Linked DNA regions of Homo sapiens: region 1 is linked to region 2. Evidence: chromatin loops called from intact Hi-C (ENCODE). Cell type or tissue: B cell. All regions are shown on one strand. Each heading gives the region's core, and the rest is flanking DNA. Links, peaks and the distances in the headings are about the cores only. Region 1 overlaps GRK5 (G protein-coupled receptor kinase 5). Region 2 overlaps GRK5 (G protein-coupled receptor kinase 5).

Region 1 (2,899 bases), core at 214-2,713, 88 kb after region 2:
TGGAACCTCTTAGACCCTTAGTTTCTTCATCTGCAAATCGGGACTAATAATACCTACCATGTAGATATAATAATAATACCCTGCCATGTAGGGTGAGCCTGGAATCAGCACTCCATATGGGGTGTGTGTCTGTGTGTGGGTGTCTGTATGTGTGTGTGTAGGGGTGCGGGTGTGTTTGTGTGGATGGGTATCTGTGGGTGTGTGGTGTTTGTGTGTGGGTGTCTGTGTGTAGGTGTGTGTGGGTATGTGTGTGTGTGTCTGGGTCTGGGGGGGTGCGGGTGTGTTTGTGTGGATGGGTATCTGTGGGTGTGTGGTTGTGTGTGTGTGTCTGTGGGTGTGTGTGGGTATCTGTGTGTGTCTGCGTCTGTGTGGGGGGTGTGTGTGTGTGTGTGGGTATCTGTGGGTATGTGTGTCTGTGTGTGGGTTTGAGTGTGTGTGTGGGTGTCTGTGTATGGGGGTGTGTATCTGTGTGTGGGTACGTGTGGGTGTGGGTGTGTGGGTGTCTGTGTGTGGATGTATCTGTGTGTGTGTGGGCGTGTGTGTGGGTGTGTATCTGTGTGTCTGTGTGGGCACGTGGGTGTGTGTATCTGTGTGTCTGTGTGTGGGCATGTGGGTGTGTGGGTGTGTGTGGGTGTCGGTGTGTGTATCTGTGTCTGTGTGTGGGCATGTGTGTGGGGGTGTGTGGGTACGTGTATGGGTGTGTGTATCTGCTTAGTGGGCACGTGTGTGGATGTGTGTGGGTGTGTGTATCTGCGTGTCTGTGGGCACGTGTGTGTGGGTGTGTGTGGGTGTGTATCTGTGTGTGGGGGCACGTGTATGTTTGGGTGTGTGTGTGTCTGTGTGTGGGTGTGTGTCTGTGTGTGGGCACGTGTATGTTTGGGTGTGTGGGTGTGTGTGTGGGTGTGTGTGTGGGTGTGTGTATCTGTGTCTGTGGGCACGTGTGTGTGGGTGTGTGTGGGTGTGTATCTGTGTGTGTGGGGGCACGTGTATGTTTGGGTGTGTGTGTGTCTGTGTGTGGGTGTGTATCTGTGTGTGTGTGGGCACGTGTATGTTTGGGTGTGTGGGTGTGTGTGTGGGTGTGTGTATCTGTGTCTGTGGGCACGTGTGTGTGCACACATGTGCACTCAGGTTTAGGAGAGCGACAGGGGGCACAGAGGAAGAAAATAACAGGAAAAAGTCAAGAAGAAAGAGCCACCTTAAAGCATCTCAGGAATTCATCTCTCGAGTCAAATCATCAAGAAGTGCCCAGTCCCTCAAGGCTCATCTTGATGTGGAAGAGGAGTTGACCTCTGGGGAGAGGCTCTGCCCACGCGGCGCAGTGGGAATCCAGAGGCCAGCGCGCCAGTCCAGCAGCTGTGACCTTGGACCTTGGGCAAGTCCCTGACTTCTCTGAGCCTCTGTGTCCAGCCCTATAAAATGAGGGGTGGGATTCCTTACAGAACCACTGCCCTATCTCCCTGTGATCTAAATGATTGTAGTGTTCATGTTTCTTCATGGGAGAAAATCATTGGATCTTGGCTCTCCATTAGAAGAGAGAGGGCAAGACAAGGACACTCGCTCACTGTGGTTGGAAACGAGCCTGGCTGCCTCTGTGGTCACTGCGAGTGCCGCCTGCGTGCTCCCTTTGGCTGGCCTGGGAGGAATCGGACCCTAGACACTGAGGTGTGAAGTTTCCCTGAGGGCCGGCTGGGCATCTGACTGCATGGTGGGACGCCTGGGGAGGAGTTCGGGTCCGTCTATGCTGGTGTCATTTCCTTCCTCTTTTGAAATAGCTGTACTTTTGGACAGAGGCTGACAAATCCTTGGGTGGTGGATTTTGAAATGGTTATAAACAATTTGCAATTAGCTCTTTTGTCTAAATGAGAAAGGGCCGCTTACTCAGGCTTTTTATTGACTCGAGGCCCTTTATCCATGTGGCGAGTGCGTCAGATGTGAGCGAAGGAGCCCCTCTGGGATTCAGGGAAATTAAAAAGTCTGTTTTTTGGAGACCTCCCATCTTTAGAGCTTGGGCCCCCTGGCTTGGCTAGTTATCAGAGTCCTAAATTCTGTGGTGTGGTTGAGGAGAAGCCCTGCGCTTGGAGGTTCGAGTCCCAGCCCTGCCACCTCCCGCTGCATGACCCTATGCAAGTCCCTTCCCACCGCCGGCCCTCGGGATCTCCACCTACAGACGAGGGGTTGGGATGGCAGCCCCTGTTCTCCTGCGTCACTGCCCTGGCTCTTTCGAGGTTCAGATAAGAACATCTTAAAAAACCTGTGTATGTTCACTTTGTAAACTGAAAAGCTGGAAAAGACCAGGCATCCACATTATTGTTTATCCTTGCAAGGTGTAATAATCACAATGGCGGTAACTATAGCAACTGTTTATTATTATTTATGATGGGCCAGGCCCCAGGCCAAGAGCTTGATCACTTCCGTCTGTATAATCAGTGTATACCTAGGTGCTGGTACCATCTGCGTTTTATAGAAGGGTTAAGCAAATTGTCTACGATCACACAGCTTACAAGGTCTGAGTGACCTAAGGCAGCTTCTCGGCAGCCTTCCAGTCTGGTGGGCTGTTATTTTTCTGGTAGTTTCCTTTGATTCATCTAAGTCAGTGGTCTTCAACCCCGGCTGCCCAGGTGCCAGCCCTCATGGCCCACTGGAAAGCCTGGTTTCATGGGTCTAGGGTGGGGCCTAGCATCAGTGTTTGCTCAGGGCTCCCTGCTGATTCTGATGTGCAGTCTGCATGGAGCACCGCCATCCTGAGACCCAGCATCTGTGAGAGAGGGCAAAGTAGTTTGGACTAAACATCGGGGCTCCGTGGCCAGGTCTTCCCCCCCGGTTTCCTGACCTGCAGGAGAAGGGGGTTGGTCAGGTGGCCTCTAGGGGATTTCCTCCAGGGGCTGTGAGGTTCTGTAAC
Region 2 (2,899 bases), core at 100-2,599:
GCCCCATAAAGGCATAAGTGAAAATTTGCTGACAAATTTTGATAGCTGCTTTTTCAAAGCCAGACACTGACTGAGGAGTGGTGGGAGAGAGCTGTGTGGGTATGACTTGGATTGATTGATTGGGGATGATCAGGGAAGGACAAGACCCTAAGACCTGAGGACTTGGCCGGGTGAAGTAGGGGCAGCAATAAAGTGCCACTCCCCGGGAGACACGTGTAAGTGCCCAGAGCAACGTCATTTGAGAGGTAAAAACCTGGAAGACCTAACCTACGTGTCTCTCAACAGGAGAGTGGATGGAGGAATTATTTTGACAAAACCTGTGGGTATGCAGGTTTAAAGAAATTTTGTTCCCATTCTGTAAGCTTGAAATGTTTCATTGCAAAAAAGTGATTCTGGAAATGTGTATCTAGCAGAGGAAATGACATATGCAAAGGCCCTGAGGCAGAAAATAACTCCCAGTGAGGAAGCAGGTGACGGCCTGACCACTGTACTTCCGGTATCTCTGCTCTCAGCCACCCCTGAGACCATGGAAAGGCTCCGTGTTGAGCCCTTGGAAGGCCTCCCTGGGAGTCCTGGGTGTCAGCTGGAGGACTGTGTGATGGTGAGGGAGTTGAACCACTGGGGCAGTGCCCGCCTGGGCTGGATTTGGGGGAGGGGGGAGCCTTTTGGATGAGTCAGTCCTCTCTGGTTGGAAACAGCAGAGTCTAGTTGAGGCTCTGCCAAGGACCCGTGGTGATTCTTGTCGCCTTTTGTGGAGAAATTTGCCCGCTAACAGGCCATCTGTGTGAGGTGAGTCACTGTTTCCCCCGTTTTGTTGATTGCAGACACCTCTGTGTGAGTCTGTTCAGCCTGAACTGCACACACCGATAAACTTCAGTGCCTGGATGAGCAAGCTTCCTGTGTGCTTCAGCTTGGGGCGCATGTGCGCTTCTTCTAGGATTTTCTGAAACTTGGTCAGGGGCTCCTGGATCATGATTGCAGATTGAGAGCCACTGAGCCATTCCAGGTCCTGTTTTCTGATGTGAAATGGAAGCCCAGAGTGGGGATGTGTCCAAACCCACACTGAGATCACACAGCGAGGGAAGGAAGCCGGGGTCCTGGCTGACACTTGCGGGGCAGAGCACCTTCTCTTGGCCCCGAATATGGATTTTGGTGTCCCTAGTCAAGATTTGTTCTGCTGACTTCTCCTGGGGAAAGAGGTGTCACGTCTGCCTGAGCCCCTGAGCCTGGTGGGTGGGGTGTGAGGATCTGGCCGGGGCCGCTGCACCTGCAGGTGTTTCCTGCAGACATTCTGCTGGGGAGCACTTCCCCTCTTCTCCCTCCAGGTGACTCACTGGGTGCAGTGTCCTCTAGCGTCTACTGGGTGCAGGGCACTGGGGAGACATGGGGGATGCTTCTTTGGGCTCGTCTGTACTAGGTATGGTTATAGGGTACTGGGGGTTGCCTAAAAAAATGCTGTGTGACCTTGATGGCTCACTTTTTCTCCCTGGGCCTCTGTGTCTCCAGCCGTCAGTGAGGAGCAGGCGTGGGTGATCAGCAAGGTTCCTCTCAGCTCTGATGTCATTCATTCTGAGTTAGGTGGAGAGTAGGGGATAATTGCAGCCCTTATTCACTGAACTTTCTTAACTATGCTAAATGCTTTACGTGCATCAGCTCATTGATGCCTATATCTATGTGGTTACAGAGGAGCCAGTTGAAGCACAGAGAGGTTGAGTAAATTTCCTGGAGTCACACAGCTAGTAAATTACATACCTGGGTTTAAACCCAGGCAGTCTGGCCCTGGAGCATGCAGTCTTAATCACTGCATGATTAAGGCTGAATCATGGTCCCCTAAAGATGTCGTATCCGAATCCCTGCAACTTGTGAATATGTTACCTACCTGATAAAAGGGCCTTTTCAGATGTGATTAAGTTAAGGCTGTTGAGATGGAGAGGTTATCCAGGGATATCAGGTGGGCCTGATTAGAGGGAGAGTGGACTGTGCCTGTGAAAAGGAGTTCAGAGTGATGCAGCTTGAGAAAGACCTGACCAGCGACTGCTGGTTTTGAAGGTGGAGGAAGGGCCATGAATTGAGCCAAGGAATAGAGGTGGCCTGTAGATTCTCCCCTGGAGTCTCCAGAAGGCACACTGCCCTGCCGACACCTGGATTTAGCCCGGTGAATCTGATTCCAGACTTCTGACTTCTAGAACTGTAGGATAATACATTTGTGTCTATAGCACTCCATTTGTGCCGTTAATAACTTGTTACTGAAGCAAGAGGAAACTCATGCAGCCATGCTCTACTCTGGTCTCCTGGTGGCGAGCCCTCCTTTCTGCATACACACTGGATTTTGAATTCTGAGGGGTAACAACCTCATCTTGCCAACAGAGCCCTCCTTGGCCATTTCACAATTCAAGAAGCATTTTCTAGGAAGCCTTTTAAAGCCCCACTGCCTTGCCCCAGCTTGCTCTGTTGTGTCACAGGAATGAGGTGGGGAGAGGACAGAGGGAAAGGGTCATGGGGAACCTGGGGCCCCAGCCTATACCCTGCCTCTATGAGGCTCCATCTGAGCACCCACCTCTCCAGGCATCGTCCTTGGTCCCCTGGGAGTGGGCACCCATGGCGGGTCTGCACTGTATGCCCAGTGCGCCTTTGTAGGCCGAACCTGCAGGGTCAGAGCTGGGTCTAAGGCTGCTCCCCAGGTCCTTGCAGGAACATAAGTGCCCGGGTTTATCTTTGGGCACTAGAGCTGTGCCCACAGCAGCTCCTGTTCAGATCTGGATCAGGGTCAGGCCCCCATCACTGATTGCGCACCCCAGGCACGCCTCACCCTGCCCCGGCCTCAGCTTCCTGATCTACAAAATGGGTGTCATGCTGCAGCCCTGCCGAAATTGTGTGCTCATGGTAGAAGTGACTGGGA

What was found. A loop is a pair of places that touch in the nucleus more often than their neighbours do. Peaks named below come from ENCODE experiments on the same cell type or tissue, not always from the same donor. Only the 100,000 strongest peaks of a DNase experiment are listed, where the experiment ranks them.
Region 1: a loop joins it to region 2, with 8 times the contacts of the local background. A loop is called at or near these places in 6 of 110 quality-filtered maps.

Annotation. Positions count from the first base shown.
Region 1 is chr10:119,393,741-119,396,639 of GRCh38, forward strand. The region is part of intron 3 of GRK5 (G protein-coupled receptor kinase 5); the gene reads left to right. Among named protein-coding and RNA genes, the nearest start is that of MIR4681, 17 kb to the left of the region's middle. In B cell, for the core only: no CTCF peak of the experiment used is centred there; a DNase peak (open chromatin) is centred at 1,671; H3K4me3 peaks cover 212 bases; H3K27ac peaks cover 2,500 bases.
Region 2 is chr10:119,305,475-119,308,373 of GRCh38, forward strand. All of the region lies in intron 1 of GRK5 (G protein-coupled receptor kinase 5), which reads left to right. Among named protein-coding and RNA genes, the nearest start is that of GRK5-AS1, 32 kb to the right of the region's middle. RefSeq lists enhancers at 593-672, 1,083-1,182. In B cell, for the core only: a CTCF peak has its summit at 1,361; DNase peaks (open chromatin) are centred at 937 and 1,277; H3K4me3 peaks cover 1,784 bases; H3K27ac peaks cover 2,402 bases.